Regions from separate parts of the Homo sapiens genome. Here region 1 is linked to region 2. A link is a loop called in an ENCODE intact Hi-C map of the cell type or tissue named here. Cell type or tissue: heart right ventricle. All regions are shown on one strand.

Region 1 (8,000 bases), 150 kb after region 2:
GAAATTGCTAGGACAATGACTTTAACTCTGGAATTCCCTCAAAGTGTTCTTCAGAGCTGCAGTTCCTTGGGATATTAACAGGTATCACACAAAAAAGAAACAAGAAGAAAGAGTTCTGCAGTCAACTCATTTGGGGATTTTCCAAGTTAAATAAAACTTTCGTTTACCACAGGACTTTTCAAAGCCCTTAGTGTATGCGTATGCCCTGTGAATCTCCCATAAGAGATTTTCTAAACTGCTTTGAATAGAGAACCCCTTTCCCCCCTCATATCTATTTATTGGAACATATGTCTTGACATGATTATCTTTGCTTATTCTTAATTTTAGAGAATGTCAGGTTATCTGAATGCTCCTAATATACTAGAAGGATTATTTTCTTTTCAATGTAACAAAATTCTCTGTGAGATGCAAAATGAATGAGACATTTTCTGCCTATCATGTACCAATGTAGATGGTACAAGGCTAGGATTACACATCATAACCTTTGAGAAAACACTGAGTCCTGAGTTTGGCGTAGGATCTTACTACTGGGTCCTTAAATGCAGTGAAAAGTCTTACATTCGTTTGTGTGTATGTGCTTATGTTGACTGTTGTGGACTTGATAAAATTATTACGTATTAATTGACAATTTATGTGTTATTAAATAATTTATTAAATGTACACACATAATTTTTATATAATTGCACAGATGTGATCACAGGTTTCTGTTTTTTATGGCGGTCTTCCTCATGCCTCCTTCTACATTTTTGCTTGGCTGCATCATATTTATTTATGTACATATTTTGATCATTGTTTTATTTATTTAGTAAATCTTGATTGGATTTTGGTACTAACTCAGTACTGGTTTCATAAAATGAATTGGGGACATTTCTGTGTATTTTAAAGGCCTGAATTAGTTCAATAACATTGGAATTACCTATTTAAAAAAATAAGATAGAATTCAGCTGAATATATCTGATCCTCCTACCTTTTTCTATGGTAAGTGGCTCCTTTTTCCTATGTTAATCTGTCTGTTTAGGTTTTTCATTTCTGGATTGATTTTGATTATCGACATTATTCATTTCCTCTAGGGTTTCAAACTTTTTGCCAGAGTTGCAGGTGGAATTCGCTCATAATTATTTTATTTTCTTCTTTATCTGTAGTTGCCTCCTTTCTCATTCCTAATGTCTTACACTTCTGTTCACTCTATTTTTTTTTCTTAAACAGGCCTATGAAAGATTTACCTATTTTACTCTTTTAATTTTTCTTCCAAAAGACCCAAAGAGGTCTTTTGAACTTATTTATCCTTGCTGCTACTATTCTTTGTGTTATAATGCATTAGTTCCAGCTTTTATTTTTATTAGTTCATTTTTTGAGGCGAGAGGAATTTACTATTTCTAATTTTTATATATGAATAAAGAGTTTCTTCTAAAAAGTCTCTTTTAAAATTAAAACATTTCAGTCTATAAATTTTCCTCTAGGTATAGCTTTTACTGTTCCAACTGAGTGTTGGGAGAGTGTTAAAAATTCTTTGACTTAAAAAATATGTATAAAGGGTATACATAAATGCTATATATATTTATGTATCTGCATGTGTATGTCTCTACTTTTTCCTCCCAGCATTTCAGTTAGAGTTAGATTTGTGATAAATCTTAATGGGAAAGTGCTCATTTTGTGACCATGATGAATAAGTCATTTTCAAAACCTCATACTTGCTTGTAAAAATAAGCAGACTGGAGACTTTAGGGGAAAAATCTAATGCAGAAGCATAGTCCGTCTTATTAATGCCACTAAAGCCAGATGGATTGCCTAGGTACTCATTGGAGAATTAGTTAGAGAAAAGGGATTTATCATAAGAAATATGAACAACTTCCAGAGAAGACAGAAAAAGTTGACCAGATTTTTATAGGGGTGAAGAGGAAAATGGCAGATAGGAGACAGGACTAACATGCACCTCCCACGTGGATGGACAGAACAGTGTGTGGGGACTCAAACCATGAACTTGAGCTCCAAGAACCACTACAGGAACATACCAGGAAAACCGAAATAATTCATAGAGTCTTTGAAAGAAGTGGCTTGCCACTGCAGACTCTGTAAGACAGCCCAAAAACTGTGAGCTCCCAGAGTGTGAGAGGGGGAAAAGTTGGTCTCTGACACACATCCCCACTGGAGAACCTGAAAATACAGATCATGGGAGAAGGATTTAACCTTATCTAGAACTGAAACGGTTTTAAGGAGCTGAGAGAAGTATAAAAATAGAAGCAGCAGCAGGAAGAACCCTATAGGGTCTTCCTAGTCCCTAGCTTGAGCCCAGGGAAAGCATTCCTGGCCTTATCTCACAGGAGTCCTTGGGGAAGGCAGCCAGCAGAATTAGAGAGGAGCCACAGGTGATGGAAGCTTCTGGCTGAACTTTGTAATAATTTCGACCTAAGCATAAATTTTCCTGAGTAGAATCTGGTCGGGGTCGGGGGGTGGGGACAAATTGGAAGTGCATATATGAGTGCAGAAGTCACAGCCAAAGCTGCAGGCAGGCAGGGAGAGGTAAAGCCTGACAGCCCCACTTGCTTTCTTGGTGGAGAGGCTTGTTGTCTGGGGCAAGATTTCAGCTCTGCTCACCAGCTGCCTGGATGTATACTTGGTGCTGTTGGTGAGGCATGGTGGGAATGAGACTGGCTTTGCTGGCTGTGTGGGAGCTGGGTGAGGCCTGTCACTGCTGGCTTCCCCCTCTTCCCTGGAAACCTGTATGACACAGCAGAGGCAGCCATAATTCTCCTGGGAACATAACTCTATTGGCCTGAGAACCACCCGCACCGCTGCCTCCCCCACATTCCCCACAGTTGCTGCAGCAAGCCCTGCCCAAAGAGAGTCTGAGTTCAGACCCGCCTACCCCAGCCCCACCTGATGGTTTTTCTCTACCCACCCTGGTAGCCGAAGACATAAGGTCTTGGTAGCTCTATGGCCCCACCTATTGCCTGAGAAACCCAAGTAAGTACTTAACTTGGCCAACATAGGGCAAGCTTATATCCCCCTTCTACTACTGCAGCTTATGCTCTCTTGAAAAGTGCCACCTCCTGTCTGGAGGCCAACCAATTCAAGCCATTACAGCAACTCATAACAGAACAACCCTGCTCCAAAGAAGGAGAAAACAACAGCTAATTCTACCGCCTGCAACATCCTGGGTAACCAGAAGTCCTGAGTCTGTCCATGTGACAACTTCACTGCTAGCATAACCAGCATTTGAGGAAACCAGCACACTAAATGAAACTACAACCAAGGACTCCCACAGAGTCCACTTCACTCCCCTGCCACCTTTACCAGAGCAGGTACTGGTATCCATAGCTGGGAGACCTGAAGACGGATCACATCACAGGACTCTTTGCAGACATTCCCCAGCACCAGCCTGGAGTCTGGTAGCCCCGCTGGGTGGCTAGACCCAGAAGGGCAATAACAATCACTGCAGTCTGTCTCTCAGGAAGCTCCATCCCTAGGGGAATGGGGAGAGCACTACATCAAGGAATCACCCCATGGGACGAGAGCCCTTGAGTTCCAGATTTTTCCACTGAAACTGTCTACCCAAATAAGAAGGAACTATAAAAGTAATTCTGGTAATATGACAAGGTTCTATAACACCCTAAAAGACCACATTAGCTCTCCAGCAATGGATCCAAACCAATAAGAAATCTCTGAATTGCCACATAAAGAAGTCAGAAAGTTGATTATTAAGCTACTCAAGGAGGTACCAGAGAAAAGTGAAAACCAACTTAAAGAAATTTAAAAAATAATAGAGGATATGGATGAAAAAGTCTCCAGAGAAATAGATATTATAAAGAAAAGACAATCATAACTTTTGGAAATGAAAGACATACTTACAGAAATGCAAAATACACTGGAAAGTTTCAACAATAGAATCAAGCAAGTAGAAGAAAGAACTTCAGAGGATGAAGACAAGGCTTTTGAATTAACCTAATCCAACAAAGACAAAGAAAATGGAATTGAAAAAATGAACAAAGCCTCCAAGAAATTTGGGATTATGTGCAAATGACCCAAACACAAAAATAATTCGTGTTCCCAAGAAAGAAGAGAAATCAAAAAGTTTGGAAAACTTATTTGAGAGAATAATTGAGGAAAATGGAGCAGAATAGAGAACCCAGAAATAAAGCCAAATACGTATAGCCAACTGATCTTCAACAAAACAAACAAACAATGTAAAATGGGGAAAGGATACCTTATTCAACAAATGGTGCTGGGATAATTGGCTAGCCACATGTAGAGGAGTGAAACTGGATCCTCATATCTCACCTATACAAAAATCAACTCAAGATGGATCAAGGACTTTAAGACCTGAAATCATAAAAATTATAAAAGATAACATTGGAAAAACTCTTCTAGACATTGACTTAGGCAAAGAGTTTATGGCAAGAACCCCAAAGCAAATGCAACAAAAACAAAGATAAATAGATAGGACCTAAGTAAACTAAAAAGCTTCTGCACAGCAAAACAAATAATCAGAGTAAATACAGCCCACAGAATGTGAGAAAATATTCACAAACTTTGCATCTGACAAAGGACTAATATCCAGAATCTACAAGGAATTCAACAAATCAGCAAGAAAAAAACAAATAATTCCATCAAAAAGTGGGTTAAGGACGTGAATAGACAATTCTCAAAAGAAGATGGTACAAGAAAAGAAGATGGTACATATTACAAATGGTAATATGGTTTGGCTGTGTCTCCACCCAAGTCTCATCTTGAATTGTAGCTCCTATAATTCCTATGTGTCATGGGAGGAACCTGCTGAGAAGTAATTGAATCATGGGGGCGAGCCTTTCCTGTGCTGTTCTCATGATAGTGAATAAGTCTCACGAAATCTGATGGTTTTATAAAGGGGAGTTCCCCTACACAAGCTCTCTTGCTTGCTGCCACTTAAGATGTGACTTTGCTCCCCATTCACCTCCAGCCATGATTGCGAGGCCTCCCCAGCCATGTGGAACTGTGAGTCAATTAAACCTTTTTTCCTTTATAAATTACCCACTCTCAGGTATGTCTTTATTAGTAGCATGAAAACAGACTAATACAAATGGCCAACAAACTATGAAAAAATGCTCAAGATCACTAATTATCAGAGAATGCACATCAAAACCACAATGCAATACCACCTTACTCCTGCAAGAATGGCCATAATTAAAAAATCAAAACATAAGAAATGTTGGTATGGATGTGGTGAAAAGGGAATACTTCTACACTGTTGGTGGGAATGTAAACTAGTACAACCACTATAGAAAACAGTATGGAGATTCCTTAAAGAACTGAAAGTAAAACTGCCTTTTGATCCAGCAATCCCGCTACTGGGTATCTACTCAGAGGAAAAGAAGTCATTGTATGAAAAAGACATTTGCACATGCATGTTTATAGCAGCACAATTCACAACTACAAAGTATGGAACCAGCCTAAATGCCCATCAACCAATGAGTGGATAAAGAAAAAGATACATATAGATATACACCATGGAATACCACTCAACCATAAAAAGGAATGAAATAATGGCATTTGCAGCAACCTGGATGGAGCTGGAGACCATTATTCTAAGTGAAGTAACTTGGGAATGAAAAACCAGTGTACGTTCTCACTTATAAGCAGAAGCTAAGCTATGAGAATGCAAAGGCAGAAGAATGATATAATGGACTCTGGGGACTCCGGGGGAAAGGTGTGAGGGTGGTGAAGGATAAAAGACTACACGTTGGGTACAGTGTATACTGCGTGGTTGATGGGTAAATCTCAGAAATCACCACTAAAGAACTTTTCCATACAACCAAACAGCACCTGTTCCCCCAAAATTATTGAAATGTTTTTTAAAAATTTAAGAAACCAAAACTATTTTTTTAAAAAAGAAAAAGTTGACCACAAAAGTGGGAGTATAAGAATTTATTGGCTAGGCATGGTGGCTTATGCCTGTAATCTCAGCACTTTGGGAGGCCTAGGCAGGCAGACCACTTGAGCTCAGGAATTTGAGACCAGCCTGGCCAACAAAGCAAATGCCCATCTCTACAAAGAATACAAAAATGAGACGAGTGTGGCGGTATGTCCCTGTAGTCCAGCTACTCGGGAGGCTGAGGTGGAAGCATCATCTGAGCCCAGGAGGTTGAGGCTGCAGTGAGCCATGAGCATGCTACTGCACTCCAGCCTGGATGACAGAATGAGACCCTGTTTCAAAAAAAAAAAAAATTATTATCACAGTTTAGGCAAGAGATGCAACTCAGAAACGTCTTAATTAGATTTTGCTCTTCTGGATGGCAATCATGATAACAAATGTTTATTGACTGCTGACATATACCAAGTTATGTTCCAAATACTCTTAAAGGATGAATGCCTTTAAGCCTCAAAACAGTCTTGTGAGACACATGTTATTATCCTCTTCTTAGAAAGGAGCAAACAGACACAGAGAGGTCATGTAACTTGCCTGACTTTTTACAGCTGGAACAAGGCAATTGGATCAGGAACTCGGATGCTGTGTCTCCAGATCCCACATGCTAAACTGTGACACTTGAGTACCTTCATGGTGAGGATCACAGCTTGTAAATCTTTTATGATGGGGTGATTTCCAGAGGAAGCGTCCCATAAATATTTGTGGAATAAATAACCAAATGATTGAGCAAATAAGGGAGATAACTGGCTAGCTATCATACTAAGCAGAAAGGGAAAAGTACTCTAATAGAGCTAGAAATAAGGAGTTGTGGGAACAATGACATGTTAATTAGGGGACTCTCACTTAGAAGAGGTTTACATTTAGGCCTTTACAAAATGGTGTGAAGCCCTAGTAAGATGTTTAGTCTTTTTGCCCAATTCTCTAGGCCCCTATTACTGCTTTCCTTTTAAAGGTATGGTATTTTCTGTATCCTCAAAGTCTTTCCTGCCTAATGGATTTAAGTGGACTTGACTCCCCTTTGGGCCATTAGCATCAAATAGTAAAAATTAATATGAAACCTTGGGGCCGGGCGCGGTGGCTCACGCCTGTAATTCCAGCACTTTGGGAGGCTGAGGCGGGTGGATCATGAGGTCAGGAGATCGAGACCATCCTGGCTAACACGGTGAAACCCCATCTCTACTAAAAAATACAAAAAAAAAAAAATTAGCCGGGCGTGATAGCAGGCACCTGTAGTCCCCGCTACTCAGGAGGCTGAGTCAGGAGAATGGCATGAACCCAGGAGGTGGAGCTTGCAGTGAACCGAGTTTGCGCCACTGCACTCCAGCCTGGGCAACAGAGCGAGACTCCGTCTAAAGAAGAAGAAGGAAAAAAAAAAAAAAAAAAAAAAATATATATATATATATATATATATATATATATATATATATATATATATGCAAGATTTGCAAGTACCACTGTCCTAGTTTTAAAAGTCAGTTATTGGTAGTTAATACTGTGTTCTGTGGTTGACTTTAAACTTATTAATGACCCTGTCAGAAAGATGCCGGGAGAAGAAGAGAGAAGAACCCCCCTAAGTCCCATTGGTTTACTTTTCTTGACACAGATAATATATTTCCAAACAAGTGACCTTCTGTGTGTGTGATGTCCTAGCCCAAAAGAGGTCATTGTGGCCGCCCTACCTGCTGCATAGGGATTGTGATGACAAAATTAGGAGACACTGAAATTCTGAAAATTTATAATCAAGCTGTATTGTAACAGTCGAGGATTGGTAAACAAATTATAATGCCACATCTTAGTGGAGATAATATGCAACCTTATCCAATATGGAAAAATGATTTTGTTATGTTAAAAGAGAAAAGGCAGTGCGAAGTTGGATGTGCATTGTGATCACAGGTCTGTCCAGCAAGCAAACCAAAGCTTTTCCAAGAACATCATCTGGAAATAAAATTTACCACAGTATGAGTCATGGTTTTCTTGATGCGGTGGGATGTGCACGTGGTCAGGGCAGAGGGAGGAATGGAATTCTTCTTCTTTTCTTTCTATTTTTCCATCTTTTCTAAATTTTCTGTAATGATCATGTAAACCCAGGTTAAAAAGA
Region 2 (8,000 bases):
CCGTTCATCTTGTGATGCTGCCTGAACCATGACCATGGGCTGGCTTTCTCACAGTGTCTCCAACTAATTTAGTGAATTGCTTTATCTCTTCAACTAGACTGCATCTTTCCCTTCCTCCCTCCCTCCCTCTCTCTCTCCCTCTCTCTCTTTCTTTTGAAGGAGTCTCCCTCTGTTGCCCAGGCTGGAGTGCAGTGGTGCAATCTTGGCTCACTGCAACCTCTGCCTTCCAGGTTGAAGCAATTCTCCTGCCTCAGCCTCCCAAGTAGCTGGGATTACAGGCATGCACCACCACACCTGGCAAATTTTTGTATTTTTAGTAGAGACAGGGTTTCACCATGTTGGCCAGGCTGGTCTCAAACTCCTGACCTCAGGTGATTCGCCTGCCTTGGCCTCCTAAAGTGCTGGTATTACAGGCGTGAGCCACTGCGCCAGGCCAGACTGCAAGTTTCTTAACACAACCCAAAACAGCCCAACTAGTTTAATTAAAGAACAAAATTAAATCATAACCCCCAACAAGGCATTACTATATTTCAACAAATCTTAGACATATTATAAGAACACATCTGACTTCTGAAAAGTTAACATGTGAAAAGTATGTGTCTTAGATGAAATGTGGTGTTATTTCTATCCTGCAGATGCTCAATAACTAGAACCTAACACTTTTCCAGATCCCCTGGTTAAGTTGCTGTGCCCTAACACACCAGGCACGCTCTGCCCCGGGATGTTAGCCTTTTTGGTTCCCTGTATCTGGAATGCTCTTCGCGCATGGCTTGTTCTCACCTCCTTCAGATCTTGGCTCAAACGTCACCTTCTCAGCGAGGCCTTTCTTCACAATGTTTAACATTTGCAACACCCCCTCCCCACGTTTCATTCTTTTACACTGATTTTTCTTTACGGCATTTACCAGTCTAATATTCTATTACTTATTTGTTTATTGCGGGTGAACCCCCACTAGAATGTCAGCTCCAGGAGGGCAGGGATTTTGTTTATGGCTGTTGTCATTGGCACATCGCAGGCAGTCAGTAAGGATTGTTGAGTGAATAGCGTCTGAGCTTTACCGGGTCAAGGATGTGTGTGTTTCCCCGCTGCTTGTATCCTCAGTGCCTAACACAGATGCTGGCAAACAGCGGGCCCGTAATAGATACTCAGTGACTGGGGATGGATGAGGCGCCTATGAGCCAGGTCACTTGCTAAGGCCATCAAGGCTAGCAAGGGCGAAGAGCAGGGGACCAACTCAGGTGACGCCTGGGCCTTTTGTCCCTCTGAGCAGGAGCTGCCTGACTCTCCTGTTTGGGGGTGTAGACTTTTTTGGAAAAACTTCCCCCAGTCTTCCCAGTGCGCAGTGTAATGCTTTGCACGTAGTGTGGCTGCAACAAATATTTATAATGTGTTTTAATCCAGCGTGTTATTGCAACTAGCCCACAGCCGCTTGAGCTCCTCAGGGGTAAACTGGCATGCAGCTGTCCGTTGAACCCTCGGAGAAGTAGTGAACAAACAGCACAAAGCGCGCCCGCCCTTCTACAAAGAGCTTTTCCAAAATCCAGGCGGAAGAGCTTTCCTGCCGCTTGGGCACGTTGACCATGACCCCCCTCCCCGGCCAGACGACCTCTCTCCCGCCAACCTTCCCTTCTCTAGATGGGGGACAGGAGGGGAGGGAAGCCCTCCCCTTAAGGACCTCCGCTGCGCGGGAGCCGCCGGGAGGGGTCCCCCTCCTGGGTCTCGAGCCCGGCCGGGCGCGCGGGAGCGGGGAGCGCGCGGTGGCTCCGCGCGGGGCTGCGCGCGCGCGCCGGCCTCGCCTCCTCGCCTCCTCGCCCGTTCCGGAGGCTACGTGCTTTCTTTGTCAATGAGGCGCCGCTCTGAGCTGCGGTAGCACTCGCGGCCCGGGAACCCGAGCCGGAGCCGGGGCTGGAACCCGAAGCCCAGCGAGGAGCGAGGAGCGAGGAGCCAGGACAGCGGGGCGCCGAGGCTGCAGCGGCGGCGGGAGGGAGGGACCCGAGCGCGCCCCGCGGCCGCCACCCCCGTTCCCGGCAGCCTCGCCCCCTAGTTCTGCAGGAGCCGGCCCGGGGGAGGGGGCCCCGGGCGGCGCCCGTCCCACCCTCGCCGCCCCAATCGCGCCGGCGCGCGGCGACAGGCACCGTGGGAACCCCGGCCCGCACCCGCCGCGGCTCCATGCGGGCCCGGCCCCTGCGCGGGTGAAGCCGCGGCTCCCTGGAGCCCGCCCCGGGCGCGGCAGGACGAGCGAGCCAGTCGCGCCGCTCGGCGCCCCCTCCCTCCGGCGCCCGGGCCGTGGCCGGCGATGCCCGGTGAGGACCGGGGCGCCGAGGGCTGGGCTCCCCGGCGCGGTGCAGAGCGAGGCAGCGGCCTGGATGTGTGAAGCGTCCCCATGGCTCCGCAGGAGGCCAAGCCTCAGGGCTCAAGGGAAGCTGGGCCCGCGACGCGGGGGCGCGGGGGCCGGCCCGTGGCGCGTGGGCTTGGTCGGGCTGCCTGGGGAGCCGCGCGCTGCACGGGTGTGAGGGGCCCCGGGGCCGGCGCGTCCCACGATGCGCCCCCGCGGCCACCGACGCTGCTGCTGGGACTTCTGCTGCTGGCGGCCCTCCTGGAGCACGGCCAGGCCGACCCGGGTAAGCGCTCGGCGGCGGGGCGTCCGCGGAGGTTTCTGGAGGAGCGGGGCGGCGGGACGGGACCCACACCTGCCCAGGTGGCGGTGGAGAGGTATTGGCAACACCGGCCCTTTACTGCTGCAACAGTAGGCGAACTGTCAGAAATCTGTCTTTCGGGAAGGCACTTTGGGCGGGGAAGAAAAAAAAAGGAGCAATCGCCTCTTCTTTTTGGACAAGTTGTAGAACCTTCCTAGTGGTCCCGCAGGCACGCTTTATTTAGAGAAAGATGTGTGTTTAGGACACCTTAAACGGGAAATGTATCATTAGAACACGTTTCAGGGTGGCAAAGTCCCTGGTATTTTGGGCTCTCTGTTGAGTGTCCACTTTGTCTTAACTGCATGAAATGGCTAGAGAGTTTTAGGCAATCCGCGTGTCGGCTTCCCAAATATCAACACAGTTTCTCCTGTGTTGATAGCGGAACCCTTTTCTTTTGGGAAGGAGGTCTCTCCAATAATTGCTTGCACCTTGCAAAGGGATGCAGGCGCTCATTAAGTATATAATCCACTGTTTGCAGGTTAGTTAAAAATAGTCATGCTTGGCTTGTAGACTTCCAGCAATCCCCAGGAAATAGATTTCTGTAATTCCTTGGACAATTTTGAGAAATCTGTTGTAAGTATTCTAGGTGGGGGTGGATTTTTCTGCTAAGTGTGCTTCAAAACTTAAGCTGTGCAGTAAGCAGTTGTCCTGGAAATAATAATGATTACTGCCTGCACTTGGAAAGGGCAGGCTTTTGTGTTTCTGACGAAATTCTGAGCTCTTGATACACTGCCTTATCAAGGAATATATTTCTCACTTCAGATAATGTGTTCCTGTAGTTTTGCATTTTTTAGCAAGGACTAATGACTTCTTCTTTCTCAGAGTACCCCCTCCCCCAAATTAGATTAAAATTCCTAATTGTAAAGGGGCTGACATTGTTTTAGATAAGAGAGTTTTAGGTTAAAAATATTTCTCGTCTTCAGCAGCTTAATTCAGAGCCCATTTTCCTTCGATTCACTTAAAGAGTCACTGACAGGTGGTGCTTGTGCTTGCGAGTTACTGTCAGATAATGTTCTATTGCGATTATAGTGGTTACAAAGTTCAGGAATCTTTGGATGTGTGCCTCAGACTTGAGAAAAACCTCTGACGAATTTTAGCCCCCGATTTTTATGCCTGTAGCAGTTTTTAGTGATGTGTATTTGGCATAATTGTTAAAAGATAAGGCCTGAGAAAGACCCACGTAAATACCTTGGTATTCATTGGCTCAGAAACATACATCCTGTTTTTGATTAAAGGATATCAAGTCCTTGGTCGTTTTTGTGAACTGCTTATGAGATGTTTGCTTTGGGATGATGTTCATTTGTTCAGCCATCTGTAATATGTGAAACTGGCTTTCATGTGTTGTTCTTGTTCAGCCTGATGTTGGGTGATTTCCTCGGATCAGTTTTGAATTTCTGATTTCCCTTCTGACCTTTGTACCTTGAGCCTTCTGAACCTCCCTGACTTTCCTTGGCTCCTCTTTCAGACCGCCAGAGCCTGATTTAGAGGACTTCTCATCCACATTGTTTGGGTTTAGCCCTGGTGTCCTCTTTCTTTTTCCTTTCAGTGTGGTGGTCATGGGGATACGGGGCTGGGAAAGATGCTTTGATTACAATGATGGTAAAAATAATTAAAAGTTGATGTTCCTCCCCAGAGTCCTCTCCGTCTTTCTCCATCTCATCCGAGCGACTCGTTGCTTCCTCTATGCTTTTTGGATGCACTTTCTGCTGTCCCCCTTTATGACCAGCTTCCCGTGGTCCAGCCCACCTGCGGATTCACAGTCCACCTCTGAGCTCCATGGTTTTCTGTGGGTTTGCCACTGATTCAATTCCATGACTCAGTGGAAGGGTTAAACACTGGGTTCCCTGTGTGTAACTCTTACCTCCTATCTGCTCTCATTTGTTCTCTGATTTCCACTGGAGGCAGTTTCACCCCAGGGTAGGTGAGTCCTGGGCCTAATGCAGGGCATCCTAAGGGGTTTGTGGGAAGAAGTGGTGTCAAGAGGGAGGCAGGAGAATGAATGACAATTTCTGGGGCCTTTGACTTTCTGCAAACAACCTAGTTTGGAACTTTTTCTGAGGAGTCGCTGCGGTTTGGTGTTGCCACTCATTGTAGAATGCGTCCGACCCTGAGATGTCTGAGATCTTACTCAAAGTGCTGGCTTGCTACAGTCCCATCATTTACATGGCTGCTCTCCCTTGTTGTTTAAGGAAGGCTAAGCCAGACATTTGTCTTGGTTGAAAAATGGGCAAACATAGATTTGTTTCTGGAAAATTCTGTAGCAATTGTTCAGCACCTTCCTGTCCTGGAGACTCTGCAGTGTGTTCCCAGTCTACTTCCACCCACCCCACCCCAGCCTCTTTTGCTTGAATATTCTAAAGGAATCAGAGTTCCTTCTCTTTTCCACATAAAGAAAAGGCTGTTGTCATCTTCACTGCCCTCCATTAGACTCCTAACTTCCATCTCCGTCTTCCGTCTTGCTTCCAGTCAGTAAGCTCTGTTTTGGATGCGGGAGGTTGGTGTGGGAAGGAAGTTTCTTTGTAGTACTGAGTACTGACACCCTGTATTCTCTTTGGCCATCCAGGCTCCAGGCAAAATGGTAGAGCTCAAATTTGACTTCACTCTCTTTTTAACTACTGAGCTTCCATTCAGTTCATGTCAGTAAACATTTACTGTGTGCCTGTTATGTACAGGGATAGTGCTCATCTGTTCACGGGCAGCTACTCAATGTGACTGTCTGGGTCTCAGTTCTCTCATCTGGAAAATGGGGACAACAATAGTTCCAATCTCATTGGGTTCTTGTGAGGATTACACGAGTTAAAGCATCTAAAGTGTTTCAAACAGTGCTTGGTATACAGTAGGCGCTCAGTGAATGCTACCTGCTGTTTTAAAATGGCAGAAACGATGGAATGTTTACTCTGTCTAGGTGCTGTGCAGGGGCAGGGGATACAGAGGTGAATAAGGACGAGGCAGTTTGTAGAAGCTCCTCAAGAAGAGGGCGATCAAGGCCCTTGCCCTCTGTGCTGTGTGATCAGAGCTAATGAGGGAATAGTTAATTCTGGGGGCATGGGGGCCTTGAAGGATGAGGTGGGGTTGGCAGTGTTGATGGTGGCATTTCTGGCAGAGGAAAAGTAAAGGGTTCTTTGTGGTCAGAGCACAGGGCGCTGTGGGGAGGAGTCCTCAGCACCCTGTCTGCATGCTGGGGCTTCCCCAGGCCCTCCTCTGCCGGCTGAAGGGCTCTGAGCGGCTGTGTGCTTCTCCCTCCAACTTATTAGTTCCTGATTTACCTTCATTTGCCTATTGCCTGTTACAATACCCAGCACAGAACAGGAATTTCTTAAATTTTCAGTCTCTACACTCCTGTTCCTCCTGCTTGGCTGTTTCTGTTAGATTTTAGAATACTGTCTCATTTAAATAATTCACAGTAAGTTGTGAATGACTGCTTTATTAAGGGAATATATTTGCATGTTGATAGAAGGTTTTGCTGATACCAAAGAATTTCTTCTGATTACGTGATCAATTTTAGCATCAGTGACGTATGGTGATAAGAAGAATGTATATTCTGTTGTTTTGGGGTGGAGAGTTCTGTGGATATCTATCAGGTCCGCTTGATCCAGAGCTGAGTTCAGGTCCTGAATACTTCTGTTAATTTTCTGTCTTGATGATCTAATATCGTCAGTGGGGTGTTAAAGTCCCCCACTATTATTGTGTGTGAGTCTAAGTCTCTTTGCAGGTCTCAAAGAACTTTGTAGGTCTCTAAGAATTTTATGAATCTGGGTACCACTGCATTGGGCGCATATGTATTTAGAATACTTAGCTCTTCTTGATGAATCGATACCAAAGAATTTCTAATTTAGAACAGTGTGTGGGGAGATAGTTTTGACCTGGGACGTCCTCCTTGCCGCTCCCCAAACTCTTTGTACACATCATCAACTTGCAGTCGAGTCTAGAACAGGTTCAAGCTCATTTGTTCATTCATTCATTCCTTTATTCAGTATGTTTTGAATGCCTCAATATTCTGAGGTAACAGTAATGAACAAAAACAAGGCCTGTTCTCACAGGGATTAGAGAGAATGGGGCTTGTTTTTGTTCGTTACCGTTACCTCAGAATATTGAGCCCAGTGCCGTCCAAACTTGACTGTGCTTACCAGTCACGTGAAGATCTCGTTGAAATGTGGATTCTGATTCAGCAGGTCTGAAATAAGGCTTGAGAGTCTGCATTGTTAACAAGCACTTGAGTAATACTGACGATGCAAGTTTGTGGACCCCATTTTGAGAAATAAGTGGCAATAAGCAAATACCTGTAGGTCGGGTGATGGTAAGCTCTATGGAGCAAAATAAATCAGGGTAGGGGATAGTGCCTTCACACATGAACTTGTCTAGATGGAGTGGTGAGAGGAGGCCTTTCTGAGGAGATGGCCTTGAGTAGACCTGACAGTGAAAATCTGGGGGAAGAATATTCCAGGCTGTGGGAAAAGCAAGTGCAAAGGCCTTGAGCAGAGATTGTGCTTGCGTTGTTTGAGGAAGAGCAGGAATGCCAATGTAGAATTGAATGAGCAAAGGGAGAGTAGTGAGAAATGATGTTGAAGAGAGAGATGGGGCTGGATCCTATAGGACTTACTGGCCATGGTGATGACTGGGTACTTTAGTTGGAGTGAGATGGTCAGCCATTGGAGCATCCAAACAAGAGGTGACATAATCTGACTTAAGTTTTAAAAGAATCACCTTGGTTGTTGTGGAGAGAAAAGTCTGTAAGGTCAAGTATGGAAGCCAGGAGATCAGGAAGGAAGCTGTTATTGAAATCAATCTGCAGATGAAGATGGCTTAGAGAGGGTGGTAGCAGAAGTGGTTAGATTTTGGATGTCTCTTGAAGATAGAGCTAGTAGAATTATCTGGTGGATTAAAAGGGTAGGAGAGAAAGAGAGGAATTGATACGGCTCCAAGGTCTTTGGCTCAAGCAACTGGGAAGATGAAGTTGCCATTAATTGAGACAGCAGTTCAGGTTTGGGGTAAGAAAATAAGAGTTCATTTGGGGGTATGTAAAGCTTGAAATGTTTATTCAAGTGGAGATGTCAGGTTGCCAGTTGAACAAAGTAGTCTGGAATTCTAGGGCGATAACAGGTCCTAAGGCATACATTTTGGAGCCATCAGCATGGAAGCGAATAAGAAACCTAGAAAGTGAGTATGGAGAAGAGAGAGGGAGATCTGAGCAAGGAGCCTGGGATTACTGCAGCATTCAGGGGTTCAGGGTGAAGGGGACCAGCAAGAGATAGAGAAGAAAACAATGAGGCAGTAGGAAGAGAAGAAAGTGTATATGGTGTCCTG

What was found. Hi-C counts contacts between places; a loop is a spot of excess contacts. Peaks named below come from ENCODE experiments on the same cell type or tissue, not always from the same donor. Only the 100,000 strongest peaks of a DNase experiment are listed, where the experiment ranks them.
Region 1: a loop joins it to region 2, with 5 times the contacts of the local background. A loop is called at or near these places in 10 of 110 quality-filtered maps.

The regions. Positions count from the first base shown.
Region 1 is chr11:33,523,148-33,531,147 of GRCh38, forward strand. All of the region lies in intron 1 of KIAA1549L (KIAA1549 like), which reads left to right. Among named protein-coding and RNA genes, the nearest start is that of KIAA1549L, 150 kb to the left of the region's middle. RefSeq lists an enhancer at 3,014-3,093. In heart right ventricle, no CTCF peak of the experiment used is centred here; no DNase peak of the experiment used is centred here.
Region 2 is chr11:33,374,269-33,382,268 of GRCh38, forward strand. It overlaps KIAA1549L (KIAA1549 like), which reads left to right and starts at 1,840. Exons shown (of 21, transcript NM_012194.3): 1 at 1,840-2,621. The coding sequence starts at 2,384. RefSeq lists silencers at 1,726-1,785, 1,816-2,055, 2,196-2,295, 2,426-2,705. In heart right ventricle, no CTCF peak of the experiment used is centred here; no DNase peak of the experiment used is centred here; H3K4me3 peaks cover 1,653 bases; H3K27me3 peaks cover 2,021 bases.